Linked DNA regions of Homo sapiens: region 1 is linked to region 2. A link is a loop called in an ENCODE intact Hi-C map of the cell type or tissue named here. Cell type or tissue: K562. All regions are shown on one strand. Each heading gives the region's core, and the rest is flanking DNA. Links, peaks and the distances in the headings are about the cores only.

What was found. A loop is a pair of places that touch in the nucleus more often than their neighbours do. Peaks named below come from ENCODE experiments on the same cell type or tissue, not always from the same donor. Only the 100,000 strongest peaks of a DNase experiment are listed, where the experiment ranks them.
Region 1: it touches region 2 in a loop (3-fold over the local background); 3 of 110 quality-filtered maps call a loop at or near these places.

What each region holds. Positions count from the first base shown.
Region 1 is chr2:20,251,516-20,259,848 of GRCh38, reverse strand. PUM2 (pumilio RNA binding family member 2) reads left to right here. Exons shown (of 21, transcript NM_015317.5): 16 at 1,478-1,606; 17 at 3,679-3,816; 18 at 4,508-4,633; 19 at 4,865-4,986; 20 at 5,835-6,027; 21 at 8,133-8,333. The coding sequence ends at 8,264. Among named protein-coding and RNA genes, the nearest start is that of SDC1, 31 kb to the right of the region's middle. In K562, for the core only: no CTCF peak of the experiment used is centred there; no DNase peak of the experiment used is centred there.
Region 2 is chr2:20,632,508-20,640,840 of GRCh38, reverse strand. It overlaps HS1BP3 (HCLS1 binding protein 3), which reads left to right. Exons shown (of 7, transcript NM_022460.4): 4 at 2,189-2,405. LOC124907740 (a long non-coding RNA gene) reads left to right here and starts at 2,412. Exons shown (of 2, transcript XR_007086243.1): 1 at 2,412-4,608; 2 at 5,839-6,125. RefSeq lists enhancers at 1-498, 5,048-5,097. In K562, for the core only: a CTCF peak has its summit at 4,844; a DNase peak (open chromatin) is centred at 4,860.

The DNA of each region.
Region 1 (8,333 bases), core at 98-8,097, 380 kb after region 2:
GCAGTTTCTCAAAATTAAATATTGAATCACCACACAATCCAGCAATTGTACTCCTAGGGGTACAATTGAAAGCAAATGAATTGAAAGCAGGAACCTGAACACCAGTATATATTGCACCATTATTCACGATAGCCAAAAGGCGGAAACAGCCCAAGTGTCCGTCAACAGATGAGTAGATAAATACAAGTGGTATATGTATACATTATAGAATATTATTCAGCCATAAAAAGGAATGACGTTCTGATACATACTACAACATGGATGGACCTTGAAAATACTAACTTAAGTGAAACAAGCCACACACAAAAGGACAAACATTGATAGTGATCTACCAGTATGAAATGTCTAGAATAACTAATAGTGGCATAAAGTAGATTAGGGGTTACTGGGCCTAGAGGAAGAAGGGTTTAGAAAGTTACCATTTAATGGATACAGCATTTGTGTTTGAGGCCACGGAAAAGATTTGGAAACAAATAGTGATAGTGATGGTGGTTGCACAACAGTGTGAATATAATTAATGCTACTCAATCACCTAGCTAAAAATGGTTCAAATGGCAGTTTGTCACAAAAAAAATTTTAACATGAACCACTTTAAATGAAAATTTGCTATTAATCCTGATTCATATTTGAAAATATAAAGCATTGGTAGTCAATCTTTGGTAAAGTAGTTAATGAATAACACTATAGTCTTTGGATTTATAGATGTGTGTTATTTTACAGTTTAGCCAATTTTTAAATTTATAAGCATCTGTGTTGTAGCTTAATGACTTTAACAGTTTTTTCCTCAATCATATCAGAATGTAGTTTGATGATTATCTGGGTGAAGAGTTTTGGTGGTCAACGTATGGCTAAGAAAGTTATATATTAAAGATGAAGGGTTTTGGCCGGGCGCGGTGGCTCACGCCTGTAATCCCAGCACTTTGGGAGGCCGAGGCGGGTGGATCATGAGGTCAGGAGATCGAGACCATCCTGGCTAACAAGGTGAAACCCCGTCTCTACTAAAAATACAAAAAATTAGCCGGGCGCGGTGGCGGGCGCCTGTAGTCCCAGCTACTCGGGAGGCTGAGGCAGGAGAATGGCGTGAACCCGGGAAGCAGAGCTTGCAGTGAGCCGAGATTGTGCCACTGCAGTCCGCAGTCCAGCCTGGGCGACAGAGCGAGACTCCGTCTCAACAAAAAAAAAAAAAAAAAAAAAAAAAGATGAAGGGTTTTGTAAAGATGTTCACTTTAAAAGAGTGTTTCTTTAAAAGGTAGTTAACATATTAGTAACAAGGAAATTTTAGTAAGACTTAACCCAAAGAAGTAATAAAAAATTATTATTGGAAACATTTCCCAGTCTATCTTAATTAGCTTCTACCTTAAAGCCCCTGCCCTACATAGTTACTGATAGAATGAATAGACTGCAAACACTGCCTTACTCAAGTTCAACAAAGCAATATTAAGGTCACTTGTTATTAATGTTATATCTTTTCTGTCAGTTTGGGAGTCTGGATCAAAAATTAGCCCTGGCTACTCGTATTCGTGGTCATGTTCTACCCTTAGCCTTGCAGATGTATGGCTGCCGCGTTATTCAGAAAGCATTAGAATCTATTTCTTCTGACCAGCAGGTAATTGTAAGTTAAGACAAAATTTTTGTATTATTTTATTCAATTTTTAAATTATTACATGTTTTTAATCTTACAGTAATCTTGAAGTGAAAAGACTTAAATATTTCCACAACTAGACTAAAATGTTGTTACTGTGTCCTAAATAGCACACTACTAATTAGAAGTCACAAAGTAGATAATTTCTAAATGAAGATATTTTAGCACCTATGTGGCAAGCAGAATGTTAAATGATGAGTGTTTTTATTACTACTTGCTTACTTGATTTTCTGCAATGTGAGAATGCATGTTACTATTTTCCAGTGCTTATTTTGATGGTGTCTAATGTTTCTATTATAAGAAGAAAATTTTTGGAACCAATAGCATTACTATATGTCAGTTTTATTTACATATATGAAAATGTTTTTTTTAAAAATATAGCCCAGCAGAAAAGTAACTCAAGATTCCTCTTTAAAAATTTATAATTTTTTGAGAAAAACAAGAACACGTAAATTAAATGAGAAATATTCTGTGTTATTGGATGGAAAGTCTAAATATTTCACATTAATAAAGGAATTGTTGATCAAAATAATGCTTAAAATCATTTGAAATAGACAAGAATATTGAGAGTAGGGGATGAAGATAAATGCTGATCCACCAGATTTTTAAAATACACTGTGAAGCAACACTAATTAGTGGGGTTATTGTATAGAAGATTAAACAGACTTTTAATAAGAAATTTATAGCCCCAAATCAATACTGTTTTCTGACTACATGATTTATGTATTACAATGAAAGCATAAGACTGAAGGAAATAATTATTTCTTAAAAGGTAATGGTAGTTTAAGTTTGGAAAGAGATTATCTTTGACTCATACAATAAAAGAAAATTTCAATAAATAGTAATATATGGATGGATGACTATATATGTGTATATATTCATCACTGCATTAAAATCTGTGAGAAAATACTATTATTCCTCCAGAGGAAATTCTGAGTTTTACAGTAATTTTAATGTGTGTCACAATGGAGAAATATAAACACATTTAATTATTTAAAAGCTTAGAAACTTCTCTGCCACAAGTTTCTAACTGGTATAGATATTTTTAAAATGTCTTTGATATTTAAAAATAAAAGCATTAGCAGTAAGTCTTTGTTGAAACAGTTAATGAATAACAATATTATTTGGATTTCTTTTTTTTTTTTTTTTTTTTTTTTTTTTTTGAGACGGAATCTTGCTGTGTCGCCCAGGCTGGAGTGCAGTGGCACAATCTTGGCTCACTGCAACCTCCGCCTCCCAGGTTCAAGTGATTCTCCTGCCTCAGCCTCCGAAGTAGCTGGGATTACAGACATGCGCCACCACGTCTGGCTAGTTTTTTGTATTTTTGGTAGTAATCGGAGCCATGTCGCCCGGGCTGGTCTCAAAACTCCTGAGCTCAGGTGATCCACCAGCCTCAGGCTCCCAAAGTGCTGGGATTACAGGTGTGAGCCATCGCATCTGGCTATAAGCACTTTATTATAAGAGCATTTTATAAAAGAACAAAGATACCTGACATTAATTCTTCCCTTAGGGAATTATTGAGATAATATGTAAAAATCATAGCCCATAAGTAGTCATCAACTTCTTAGCCTTTTCTATGTACTTGATAAACTCACTCAGCCATTAAAAATAATTCCTTTGGTGGTGGAGGTGGTACTAAGTAAGGCGGAAGTGTGTAATTCTGAATTAGTCATGTTAGTTACCGCCCGATAAATATTAGCGGATGATTTACACAGTGAAGACAGTTTAAATACAGCAAGTTCAGCATCACTACGTTGTTTCAACATACATCATTTACATTATAATCCTGCAGTGTGTTTTAGTAATTTTCACTTTTCAATGGTTTCTGCTAATTATACTACAAGAGAAAAAAATTTAAACCCTTGACAAACAGGAAATAATATTTGTGAATATATTTGTGTTCCCATCTCAGTATTTTTAATACTGAGATAAATATACTGAGATTTTTAATATTTTTAATTTTTAATACTGAGATAAAATATACTAGTATTTTCTCGTTTGAGGTAATAATTTAAATGACATCCTGTCTTTTGCAGAGTGAAATGGTAAAGGAGCTGGATGGTCATGTGCTCAAATGTGTGAAAGATCAGAATGGAAACCATGTTGTACAAAAATGTATCGAATGTGTTCAGCCACAGTCACTACAGTTCATCATTGATGCTTTCAAGGGACAAGTATGTTTGAGTTTTGGCTTATAATTTGTTAGCAGGGCATTATTTTAGAATTTTGAATATCAACACGTTTTTCATGAGTCACTAGATAATACCCAGCAATTGTATACAAAAATAGGATACAAAACAGTAAATGTACATTAATTTCTTCCTCTTTCATAGTCAGTAGATAGCTTCATTTTTCTGAAGCTGCAAAACAAATAGTTTAATCACATTACTTTAAGAAGTAAAGGTAATCACTGTTAGAATTGTTTTTTATTTATACCCAACGATGTTTTCAGGTTTACTCAGAGAAGGGAAGGAGGTTTGGAGAAAGACATAAGACTGTATAATAAGACAGAAAACACATAGCAATTTGTAACTAATACATAGTAATTAATATTTCTTAATGCTGAACTACCCTTTCTCTTTTCACCCATTCATTCCCATTGTTACATAACCTCAGGTTCAGGTAAAGTTCTGGTTAGGTTCCTTTTGATCAAAATATCTTCAGCTCCTAAATGGAGTGCTCCCTGTCCCCACTCTCCAGTCTTTTCTAACATGGTGGTAGTCATATTAAATGTGAGTTCATCACCCTTCTATTTCAAACTGCTTTTAGGTGTTGTCAAAAAAAAAAAAAACAAACCAGTCTGCTTCATAGAACTGTTCAAAAATGTCAGAGAATACAAATTTTAATTCTTCTAATTGTCCTCAGGTATTTGTGCTTTCAACTCATCCTTATGGCTGCAGAGTAATTCAGCGCATCCTAGAGCATTGCACTGCAGAACAGACCTTACCTATCTTAGAAGAACTCCACCAACATACAGAGCAGTTGGTACAGGTATAAATTCCCTAATAATTTGAAATGTTTATATATTTTTGGAAATTGTTTTAATTTTTAAAAGAAATACAATTTGTTACTAAACACACTATAGACAAGAGTGAGACAAAAGGCTGTTGTATTCTCCTAACTATCCTACTGGATTTTTAGATGAAATGATTAACATGTCTTTAAAGAATATCATTCTTAAGGAATGACTTAGGGAAAGTAATTTTTAAATATCTGTCTTAGGATCAGTATGGCAATTATGTTATTCAGCATGTACTGGAACACGGTCGACCTGAAGACAAGAGCAAAATTGTTTCCGAAATCAGGGGAAAGGTTTTAGCCCTGAGTCAACACAAATTTGCCAGGTATTGTAATACTTTGTAATTTTAAGGGTCAATTCTTTCAACTCATTGACTTTTATTAGTTATCACAGAAATACGTGTAGCATGTAGCATTAAACTGTAGTCTTTTTTTTTTGGTATCATTAAAATGCACCTATAGAACATTGCTTTTGTTTTTTAAAAAAATCTACATAACAAATTTGTTTTGCCCACATATGTTCATTTATGAAATCTGTATTTGGAAAATAATTACTCCCGACACTGGAAATGCAGATTTATTTAGTACATGTTTCTTGAAAACCTCACAGCTTTAATGATCTGGTTTCCTTTTTTTTGAAGTACAATTTTAAGAGACCTGTAATTAAACTTGTGGATGTCAAAATGATGTAGGTTGTTCCAAGATACCAATTTCTGTTATAAAAGTAATTGGCTGGGTACAGTGTCTCACACGTGTAATCCCAGCCAGCACTTTGGGAGATCAAGGCAGGAGGATCAGTCGAGCCCAGGAATTCGAGATCAGCCTGGACAACATAGAGGGAGATCCTTTCTCTACAAAAAATTATCCAGGCGTGGTGGCGCATGCCTGTAGTCTCAGCTATGGGGGAGGCTGAGGTGGGAGAATCACTTCAGCAAGGGAGGTCAAGGCTGCAGTGAGCGGTGATAGCATCACTGCACTCCAGCCCGGGTGACAGAACAAGACCCTGTCTCAAAAAAAAAAAGAACAAAATAAAATAAAAGTAATCATAAGACAAGAGAATCCCATCCTGACTTCTGTTTTATTGTTCATTGGAGAAGATTCTTTCTATAAGTCAAGGAAATTTTGCTGTGAAGAAAAAAATAACAAATCTTTGTTTATCTGCTTTAATTTTTAGCAATGTAGTAGAAAAGTGTGTTACTCATGCCTCCCGTGCTGAGAGAGCTTTACTGATTGACGAGGTTTGCTGCCAGAATGATGGTCCTCACAGTGCCTTATACACCATGATGAAGGACCAGTATGCCAATTACGTGGTTCAAAAGATGATTGATATGGCTGAACCTGCTCAGAGAAAGATAATCATGCACAAGGTAATACAGCATGTAACACTCAGATAACTGTTTGTCTTTGTGTTTAGGCTACACATTTAACCTCCTTGGGCTTTCATTTCCTCCCGTATGTTATAACTGGAGGAAAAATTAAAATCGATGGATATCCTTTGGCAGATATATTGGTATGGTTTCCATTTTTATGCTTAAGGTTATCATGGCCAGGCATGGGGGCTTTTGCCCATAATTCCAGCAGATTGGGAGGCTGAGGTGACAAGATCACTTGAGCCCAGGAGTTTGAGACCAGCCTGAGCAATGTGGCAAGACCCTCCCTCTACAAAAAAAAAAAAAGAAAAACAATTAGACAAGCATCATGGTGCAACCCTTTAGTCCCAGCTACTTGGGAGGCTGTGGTGGGAGACCACTTGAGCCCAGGAGTTCAAGACCAGTCTGGACAACATAGACCCCCATCTCTACAAAAAATTTAAAAATTAGCTGGGTATGACGATACATGCCTGTGGTCCCAGCTACTCAGGCAGCTGAGATGGGAGGATCGCCTGAGTCCCGGAGGTTGAGGCTACAGTGGGCTGTGTTCATGCCAGTGCACTCCAGTCTGGGCAACAGAGCAAGACCCTGTCTCAAAAAATAAATCAGTCATTCAAAAGAAATTCTTAAGGAATCATATTCATTTCTCATCTGTTACCTATGTTTTACATTGTTCTTTTTGCCTTCATCTTATTTAACTGTACAGTTGCCCGTCAGTAACTGGGGGATTGGTTGCAGGACCCACCCACTCCTGTGCCAAAATTCACGGATGCTCAAGTCCCTTATATAAAATAGCGTATAGTATTTGCATATAACCTAAACATATCCTCCCATATACTCATCTCAAGATTACTTAACGATACCTAATACAGTGTAAGTGCTATGTAAATAGTCATACTGTAATGATAAGTAAAAAATCTGTTTAATACAGACTTTGTCATTTTTAAAAATATTTTTGATCAGTGGTTGAATCCACATATGCAGATGGCAAACTACATTTAATTTACCATAATACATGGGTTGAACATTGATTTTAACCTAATACATTTTTCTAAGTAGAATTTTGTGTTTATGTTGTGGGGAGGTAGTACTAACTCATAAAATTCCCTTTAAGCTGTTTCCTCTCTGTATCCTCCTCCTAGAATCTAATAATTCTTTAAGAAATTAGTAATTGCAGCAGGAAAACTTATAAAGAAAACTGAAAGAACACTGAAAAAAACACTTATTTTGAATACTCTTGATCTTAATGAATTCATTTACAAAACATGAATTACATAACCCCTTTGGTCGTCTCCTCATATAGAGAGAAAAATGATATCTTAGGATTCCTTCCATCTGTAAAAGTGTTTTGGTCTTCTGATTTTTAAAATTCATTCTTCAACTTGATGTAAGTTTTCCTTTCTTTTTCTTTCAAGACAGGGTCTCTGTTGCACAGGCTGGAGTGCAGTGGTGTAATCTCGGCTAACTCTAGCCTCAACTTCCTGGCTCAAGCCATCCTCCCACTTTAGTCTCCTTAGTAGCTGAGACTACAGGCATGCATGCTTTTAGTTTTGTTTATATTTTGTAGAGATGCGGTCTCGCTATGTTGCCCAGTCTGGTCCCAAAGTACTGGCCTCTAAGTGTCTACCTATCTTTTAATTGAGTGTTTCTGCTGTAAACTAATGAATATAAAAAATTGCAATCTTATTTTTAACAGCTGCGTTAGTTATTTAACTGGTATCATATTTATTATATTTGGATCCTCCCTAATTGTTTAATTGTTATAAGTAGTGCTTTGTACAAAAGTCTTTTTGTAATTTTTTTGGTGGAATAAATTCCTGGATGTGGAATTACTGGGTAACTTTCTTGCTATGTTTGGGGCCTCTGCCTGTTTCCACGTGACATAGTTAGATGTAGTGTTTTATTCATTGAACAATTTCGAGAACAGATGTTTGGAGGGATTGAGCAGATCACAACTGCTTTTGCAAAAAGTAGCTTTCTTTGGATTTAAATTTTTTTTAATTGCAGTTATTCCTCTAAATTACCCAGAATTGGGGGTGCTTTTTTAAGAAATCAGAAACTAAAATGACTTAGATTTTCTAAGCAGATTATTTGTTTTTCAGATTCGACCTCACATTACTACTTTGCGCAAATACACATACGGGAAGCATATACTGGCCAAGTTGGAAAAGTATTATTTGAAGAATAGCCCGGACCTAGGACCTATTGGAGGACCACCAAATGGAATGCTGTAAATTACAGGAGCAAGAGAAAGAAGATAATTTAACCATGTGAAAAGAATTTTTTTGTGTGTGAATTATCAA
Region 2 (8,333 bases), core at 183-8,182:
TGGCCTCGCTGACATCCTTGGCTGGATGGTGGGCAGAAGGAGGCCTACCCTTGAGGGACTGAACGTCTGGCTGTCAGGTGGGGGCTCACACAGCAGGCATTCTCCATAGTGTGACCCCATCCATGGCCTTCCTGGCCAGCCCCATTCCTAGAGCTTGCCCGACACCCCCCGACTGACCATGCACCACATACAACCCCCTGACACACACCCCACACTCCCCTCTGCCTCCTCCAACCAGCCCTAGGGACCTGCAGTATCCCGGGAAAGCTGTGTTCTCACAGCCTGGCTGGTGACCTGCCCCTGGGGACATGTGCTTCTCACCTGTGCCCCCACAGAGAGGGTCATGGGGACAGCTCCGGGCTGAGGAATTGATCCAGCACCCCTGCCCCCAGTGGTGGAGACGTCAAGCCCTTCCCATGGGTGTCCTGGCCCTGTCTTCTCTCCTCAGTTTTCTCATCTGTAAGGTGGGAGTAGCCTGGCTGATAGGCCGTTATGAGAATTTACAGAGCTAACACATGCAAAGTCCTTAGAACAGAAACAACCACAGTAAATAGTGGCTACAATTTTACCCCACTCCTCGGTTAGTCCTGTCAACCCAGAACCCCCGTGGGGCAGGCCCTGGTCTCACAGATGCCCCCAGGACAAGGCAGGTTCTCACCACTGCTGGTGCCGGACTCCCACCCCTTCTCCCCTCTTTACATCCGTCTGCTTAACTCCTTCCCAGCTACTGTGGATCTCCTAGTTCCACAAGACAGAAGGGAAGTTTTCAAAAGAAAGTTGACCGTAAATAAAACAAATTATTTAAAGTGAAAGGTGGGGAAGAGAAGCAAAACTGGTGAATGCGCAGGCCTAGGACTGGACAAGCTGCACAGCCCCGGTGTCCTGTGGCCATGTTGGGCCCCTCACATGGGTCTGGGTTCTCTTCTGCCCTTGTTGTTCCAAGGTCACAACCCTTCCTTCCTTGCCTGTCTCTGGGGCTGGGTAGACTGTGCCAAGAGGTTCCAGCTCAGCCATCGCTGGAAGAGATGCTCAGGATGTCCCAGCCCCTCTCTGGTGGAGAGGCAGGATAGAAACACAAGCTGCTCTATGCCTCACTTTGCTCATCTGCAAGATGGATGTACAGTAGGGATCTCTCTCATAGGGCTTTTGTGATGTTTAAATGTAAGATGCTTATGACATGAAATTGAAGGTTTGGGAGATTTTGAATGGCTTTTCACATTTGTCCAAGTAAAATAACAGAGCATCACATAATACGATATCGTCATTATCACTCAGTGCATCCTGTATGCCAGACACTCTCTAAGTTCTTTACCTACAAGGTGATTTTATTAAAAGTCAGTTGTTTTAAACTACCCAGTAAGCACTTGGATAGAAATGAACAAATAGTCTGAGCCCACGCTTCTCAAACTATCTGTGGCAAGGGCTAGCTCTTTTATTCCCAGCCTGTCACAGATGGATACTTTCACAAATACAAAAGCACACTTGGGTATTGTGATGATGGCAGCATGCTATGAAGTTTCTGGATGCTTGCTCTCCCTTTCTCTACTTACCTCATTGTGGTCACACAGGGGGCATTCTCTGTCTGAAGACCACACTTCAAGAAGCGCTCATCTAAGCCAGTTTGTAATGGAGTGATTACCGTTTGTTCTGGAATCTTCCACATGCTTACCCTGGGCACCCATCCAGTCCACAGTCCAGGTGCCCAGACTCTCGGGGCAGGTCTCTGTCTGCAGAGTTCCTTGCCGTGCCTCCAACTGTAAATGGTTCTGGCTGTACTGGTTCTTTTTGAATCACCCTGTGCCCTGGCTGTTGTATCCCACCGCTCACCCGGGAGGAGGGTGCAGCCATCCCTGCGGCGCACACAGGCTCTGGGCCTTGGGTTCAGGAACCGCTGCCCCTGTCTTGCTCTGAAGCTCCCACTTGTGACCACTCCACTCCAGGCTTCCTTGGTGCCCGTCAGCCCTTGGGGGGCTGCAGCAGGCACTTGGCTGCCCCCGAAACGGAGGTCACCTTCCATCCACCCAGACTCGCCATCCTGCTTAGGTCCCAGGAGGGACGAGTTTGGTCCCAGGAGGCTGCAGGAAGCCCTCGGCCTCAGATCCTGGCATGGGAGGGTGCAGTGTGGCAAGATGCCTCCCCTGGCTCTGGGGTGGTTACCAAGTCCATTCTTTTCTGTCTTCCTCCACAGGTACCAGATCCCCAGGGGCTGCAGGGCTCACCAGCAGAGATTCCTCTGTCCTGGATGGCACAGACAGTCAGACAGGGAATGATGAAGAGGCTTTCGACTTTTTTGAGGAGCAAGACCAAGTGGCAGAAGAGGGTCCGCCCGTCCAGAGCCTGAAGGGCGAGGATGCTGAGGAATCCTTGGAGGAGGAGGAGGCGCTGGACCCTCTGGGCATTATGCGGTTGGTCTCCTGTTGTTGAGAGGGCCCCTTTGGTGTATTCCAGGCTTTCTGGAGATGACGTCCCCCTTCCCTGGAATCTGAGAAAAGCCCTGAGCATCCCAGGTCGCCCCCTCGCAGGGATCTGGGCCACGAGGCCTTGGCCTGGTGTGTTGGGGGAAGTAGCTCTCTGCGTGCCCTTGGTGGTGTGCATGTCTCTGGGACTGGGCTTAGGTGTCGCCTCCCTTCTCGGGTCACAGGATGTCCTCCACTTGTGGCTCCGCACTGGGGCTTGGTAGAGTCCTCCGTGACAGCTCAGTAGTGCAGGCTGCGGGCCTGTCCGGCTAGTGTGGGAGGACTGGGTGCTCCTTCCAGCTGTGGGACTCGCAGAGGTGGCTGCGGCTCTCTGGGCTGCATCATCTGCATAGCAGGAGCATTCACCTTGGCCCTGCCTCCACACAGGGCCATTCACCAGCCATACATCTCTGGCCATTTACAATCTCTTTTCTTCGGTTTTCCTCAGTGAAAATGGACTCATGGTCGTATCAACCTCTTAGGGCTCCTGTGACGATGAACTGAGTTATGTAAATTTAGCAATCAGCTACCATCATGGCCCCATCTTTCAGTGGAATCAGACCAGGCCAGGGGTGCTGTCCTCCCCGCTCTCTACCACAACGAATGTCTCTTAGCCGTTTACCAAAGCCCTCGGGCGCCAGATGAGTGTAGGTCCTGCCGCAGAAAGGAATTAGAGCCCAGTAGAAATTAGGCAGAAGCAAGTTCAACTTCATCAGCATGTAGAATTCTCTCCTAAAATCACAGCCCACTCTGGAAAGGCCTTCTTCGTGGGGAGGGTTATGGGAGGGTGGGCTGCAGGGTGGCCATGAGACCAGCGTCCAGGGGTGAGGATTTGCACTGGGAAAGGGTACGCGGCGCTCAGGGAGCTGCAGCAGAAACAGGCCTGAGATCTGGGGTCCTGCGGCACCTGGGCACAGCAAGTGCCCTGCAGTCGCTCCTCCTGGCCCTCCGTGGCTGGCCTTGTCCCTGAGTGGGGTCAGCGGCCCTGAGGGAGAGGCAGCCAGAGTAGTGGGTGATATGGGGACAAGCCTGTAATAGTCACTCCTTATCAGCCTGGCCCAACGCGGCAGGCCTTTCTTGGGCTTTATTTTGGTAAGGGTGAGGCTTTGTTTGAACTCACATTCTCTGTTGTTCTGAGTAACCACACGTAGTGCCAAACCGAGATGGACTTTGGTGGTCTGTGCCAACCTTTGGCTGAAGAACACACTTAGCCGAGCGGCTCCTTTTTTGGGTAGGAAAATGTTCTTTGTGGCTGGCAAGTGCTGCCTTGAACTTCCTACTTACTTCATTAGCAGATTGTCAGGGGAGATGTGTCAGCTATCCTGGGACCCCTTGGCGGGGCGGGGGGGGCGGGGGCAGCCCCCTCCCCAGCTCTGTACTCTGGGGCCCTCACCCCTGAATCCTGGGAAAGCTTAGCACCTAAGAGTAATCCTGCCGGCTTAAGACCCTCCCCTGCTGGGGTTTCTTTTTAAGGACCCGTGTGACAAGGTGCTGATGAATCAACGTTATCACCTCTGTCAGGAATAATAAGTAAATTTTTTGAGAGTTTATGAAATGCTGGGAACTAAGTTAGCATTTGCTTGCATGATCTCATTATATCTGTAAGACAGCATTTCTGAAACTACTTGCTACAACCCATAGTAAAAACTATATGGTACGCCATGACCCAGGACACACATGTATAAACATCCCATAAAACTGAAGCAAAAGTTCCCAGAACTCATACAAAACCTTACTAAGTGTATTGTACTGGGATATTTTCTATTCTATTTCAACGTTTGGAAAGGTCATGACTCGCCAAACTGCTTTCAGGATCCACTGTGGGCACAGGTCAAGAAACGGAGCCCTGGAGGCCTGCACTGGCATCAGCCTCTTCTGTGTGGTGGGAAACTCAAGTTCAGGGTCAGGTGGTTCGTCCACGTTCCTGCAGCCTGCAGATGGCAGAGCCAGGACCCCACGCCATCTCCAGTCCAGTCTTTATCAGCCTGGGAGGTGGGCAGGGCCCCAGGATTATCCCCCTTTCACAGATGGTAAAATCGAGGAAGGAGTTGAGCAGGATCTTGGCCAGAGCCGTGTGTGTTCCAGAGCTGTGTGTGTGGCAGAGCCGTACCTTGAAGTTGGGTTTCCACCTCGGCCTTTCACAGACACCCAGGTGGGCTTGTTGATCTCTCTTGGTGCCACCCACCTGCCCTTTGGTGGGGGACTTTCTGTTCTTCTCGGGAGGCTGTTTGTGCACCCCTCTCCCTCCCGTGCGCTTGGTTCCTGTGCAGATGCAGCGGCACCCGTTTCCCAGCTTGCCCTGCCCCATGTCTGGGCTTAGCTCTGGGCTCTCCTGGAGCGGCCACCATTTCCATGCAACCAGCCTCGGTCCTTCCCCGCCGTGGCCGCGGCGAGGCGCTGCTGCTCTGCTGAAGGGCTGCTCCACGGCAGGGCTGCTGGGAGGGTGGGAGTCGCCAGCACAAAGCCGGAGCCCAGGCCGGCCTGGCTTTTCTTTGTCTTTTAAACCTGGTTTTGATTAGGGACAAGAGAGCGTTATTACACCATTAGAGAGCAATTAAAGATAGAAAAAGCCCTCACCTCGGCCCATCCCAACACCACCGCTCTCTCCATCTGCTGGGGCTCTCTTCTGACCCCGTCCCAGCAGCATCCATGCAACCGCAGGCACAATGCACGTGCCTTTTCGTACTCTGCTTTTCCACCCTATGGTCTGTCCCGATTGCTGCTCCATGTCGCCCCTGTTTTGTATTTAAGTTTCTATTTTAGAATGTCACGGTGCTGAGAAAATTGACATTCTACCCTAATAGTTCTGCCTTATGCTGGAAATCCTCTGCGGGAAACCTTTTTCATTGTGACTCAAATAACACACAATTAGTATAGAAAAATTGCAAACACAGATAAAAGTCCTTTCCCTGTGAATTTCTGAATGCACCTTTGAATATTCACATCTTACTGCCAAAATGAGATTGTCTTGTGTGCCGTTCTGGAATTTGCTTTTTTCCAGCTTACATGTTCTAGGTCCTTCCAGATCAATAGCTGCACTCTCCCTCCTTCCTCTGCTGGTTTCTCAGCTCGATGGGCTGTAAGTGGCATTACCAGGCCCTTGCTTGTGGGCGTGGCGGGGTTTTCTGTAGGTTTTTGCTATTACAGGCAATAACCTGAGGAACTTCTACATATACAAAGCTTTTATTCTATGGAGCCTTCCCCTATATACGTGCCCCAGAGCAAGGTCCCTGAAGCTGCTTCTGGGGGCTTTGGGGTACCATTCCAGTAAAAGGTTCTCTAAGGGCTGAAGCCCCTCTGTTGGGAGGCCCCTCTGCTTTTCTAAGCCCTGCCCACCCCCGCCCTCAGGGCCCACTCCTCCCACCTCTTCTTTTGCACACAGGGACCCCCTCCAGGCCCTGGGTCCCTGAGGACTCACAGCGTCCTTGGGACAGGCTGGCTCCTGTATGAACAAATGCACCTGCCTGCAAAGCTGGTCTTCCCAGACTCCCTGGAAGGGGGAGCCCACACCCGGGTCCCCGTGCTGTGGCCTCCGTGGTGAAGCTGGATGTTTCTCTGGAATGCCACGTTTTATGGTTGTTTTTTAATATGGATTTTGCTTCATCTTTCATAAAACAACCACATGTATTTTAGTATAAAAATAATATCTTACTCTATATTTGGATGAAATCACTTCTCTGGAATGATTCTGTGGTTTTGAATGCTCCTGGCACATTGCCAGGTGCTCCCAGATTTGCTAACCCAAGATTTAGCAGCAAGACAGTCCCTTAAGGTGAGCCGTGGAGGGGAGCTCTGTGGGGACAGCAGGGCCTCAGTCCCACCTCCTGAGGTGCCCTGGAGCTGCTTCCCCGAGGGTGCCTCTTGCTAAATATCCCGACCACTGCGCATGGGCCTGGCACCTCTTTGTTCATTCCAGCCTGAGCCTGGGCACCCAGGGCTCCCCTGATGCCACCAGTGCAACAGAGACCACCTAGGGATTCTGGGCCACTGAAAGCTTGGCAGAGATAGAGATTCCAGGCCCCCCTCAGATCTGGGTAGGGCCCCCAGAATCTGTGTTTTAACAAGCTCTTGAGTTGGTTCTTCCGCAAGCTCCTGTTTGAGAATTCCCAGAAACCAAATTCTGTTAAAGTGTTGGAAATGCCAGAAAGGAAACAGGTGTGGAGAGTGGCAGGTCAGCCGTCACCACAGTCTGCCGCCCACAGGGGGCTGAGGACAGGGCGTGTCCAGAAGGCACTTCCGGTACTGTCTGCTCCCCAGCAACTCCTGCTCGGGCTGGGCTTTCCCTCGTCTGCTGACCCACCTGCTGGACGAGTTCTCTGCTGTGCCATCCTGGGGTTCATGTGGGGGCCACGAGCCAGGATGGCTGGGCCCGACCTCACCCTGCACCTGTGCAGCACTTAGCCCTGGCCTGGCTGGGGACCCAAAGCCATAAGGAAAGGAGGAGGCAGGTGCCACAGCTGCCCTGCAGCGTCACGCAGGCGGCACTCCACCCAGGCTGTCACAGTGATCACAGCAGCACAGTGTGCATGCCAACTGCATTTCCCCATCCAGATTACTGCCGTGGCCGGACGCAGCAGCTCACGCCTGTAATCCCAGCACTCTGGGCAGCTGAGGTGGGCAGGTTACTTGAGATCAGGAGTTCAAGACCAGCCTGGTCAACATGGTGAAACCCTGTCTCTACTAAAAATACAAAAATTAGCTGGGTATGATGGGGCACGCCTGTAATCCCAGCTACTCAGGAGGCTGAGGCAGGAGAATCGCTTGAACCTGGGAGGCGGAGGTTGCAGTGAGCTGAGATTGTGCCACTGCACTCCAGCCTGGGCAACTGAGACTCTATCTCAAAAACAAAACAAAACAGAAACCAAACAAACAAAAAAACAGATTACTGCACAAAGTCCTGCCTGAATGAATGGGCTGTTAGGAACAACAGATGTACCAGTGGTTTCTGCTTTTTAAATTCAGTAGCAAAACCTTTGGCTCAAGAGAAATATCATCCAGAATCCCAGTACATAAAACAGGCTGAAGTAGGATTTCCCCTGGTTGGGACAAGTGAGGACTGGATCTTTGTCCCTCCAGCCTCAGCCCCACTTCCTGGGGTAGCCCTGGGCAGCTTTGCAGAAGGCGAGGGCCCCTTAGAGTATGGTTTGACAGTGAGTGGGGCAGCTGGAAACCCCCAGGATGTGTGGCTACCCCCAGAGCAGGGTTAAAGATGGGCAGTCCCAGGTTCAAATCCCCTTTCTGCCACTCAGCTGGCGGACGCTGAGTGCGTTGCTGTACTTCTCCAAGCCTGTTTCTTTCTTTGTAGAGTAGGGGTAAAGTAGAGGCCCAGTGGCTGAAAGGATAAAATGAGATGGAGCACTACAGGAAAGTTCCTTTGTAAAATGTTATCACTATTTCAGATTCACTTTGCTCTAAAGAGGTCTTTGTGTATTTAACCAACAGTTGAAATATGAATATAAAAGGCAGCTTTTCCACTTCCTATAGTTGTTATGCAAATATCAGTCACTGTGATGTGCACACTATGACTTTACCTCCCTCCAGGAGCGCCGGTACACCTGTCACCTGTTACAGCTTCCTAGAGCAGGCGATTCTGGAGGTGGGGCAGCCCCTGGCCCTGGAGGAAGGAGCCTGCTTACCTGAATCCTTAGTGGGATTCAGTGGTTGCTTGGTTCCTTGAGAGATAGAAATCTGGGAGGTCACACTTGCCATTTTCCCGCCTCAGGCTCCCCCAGGACCCGTTGTGGCAAGTTCTGGCAAGTAACAACACTCTTAGGATGACAGAGCCTTTACGCTCTGAGGACTGCAGATCAGATCCAGGCTCTGTTGTTACGACTGAGGAACCTTCCCAGGATCACACAGGAGGGCATGAGAGCAAGA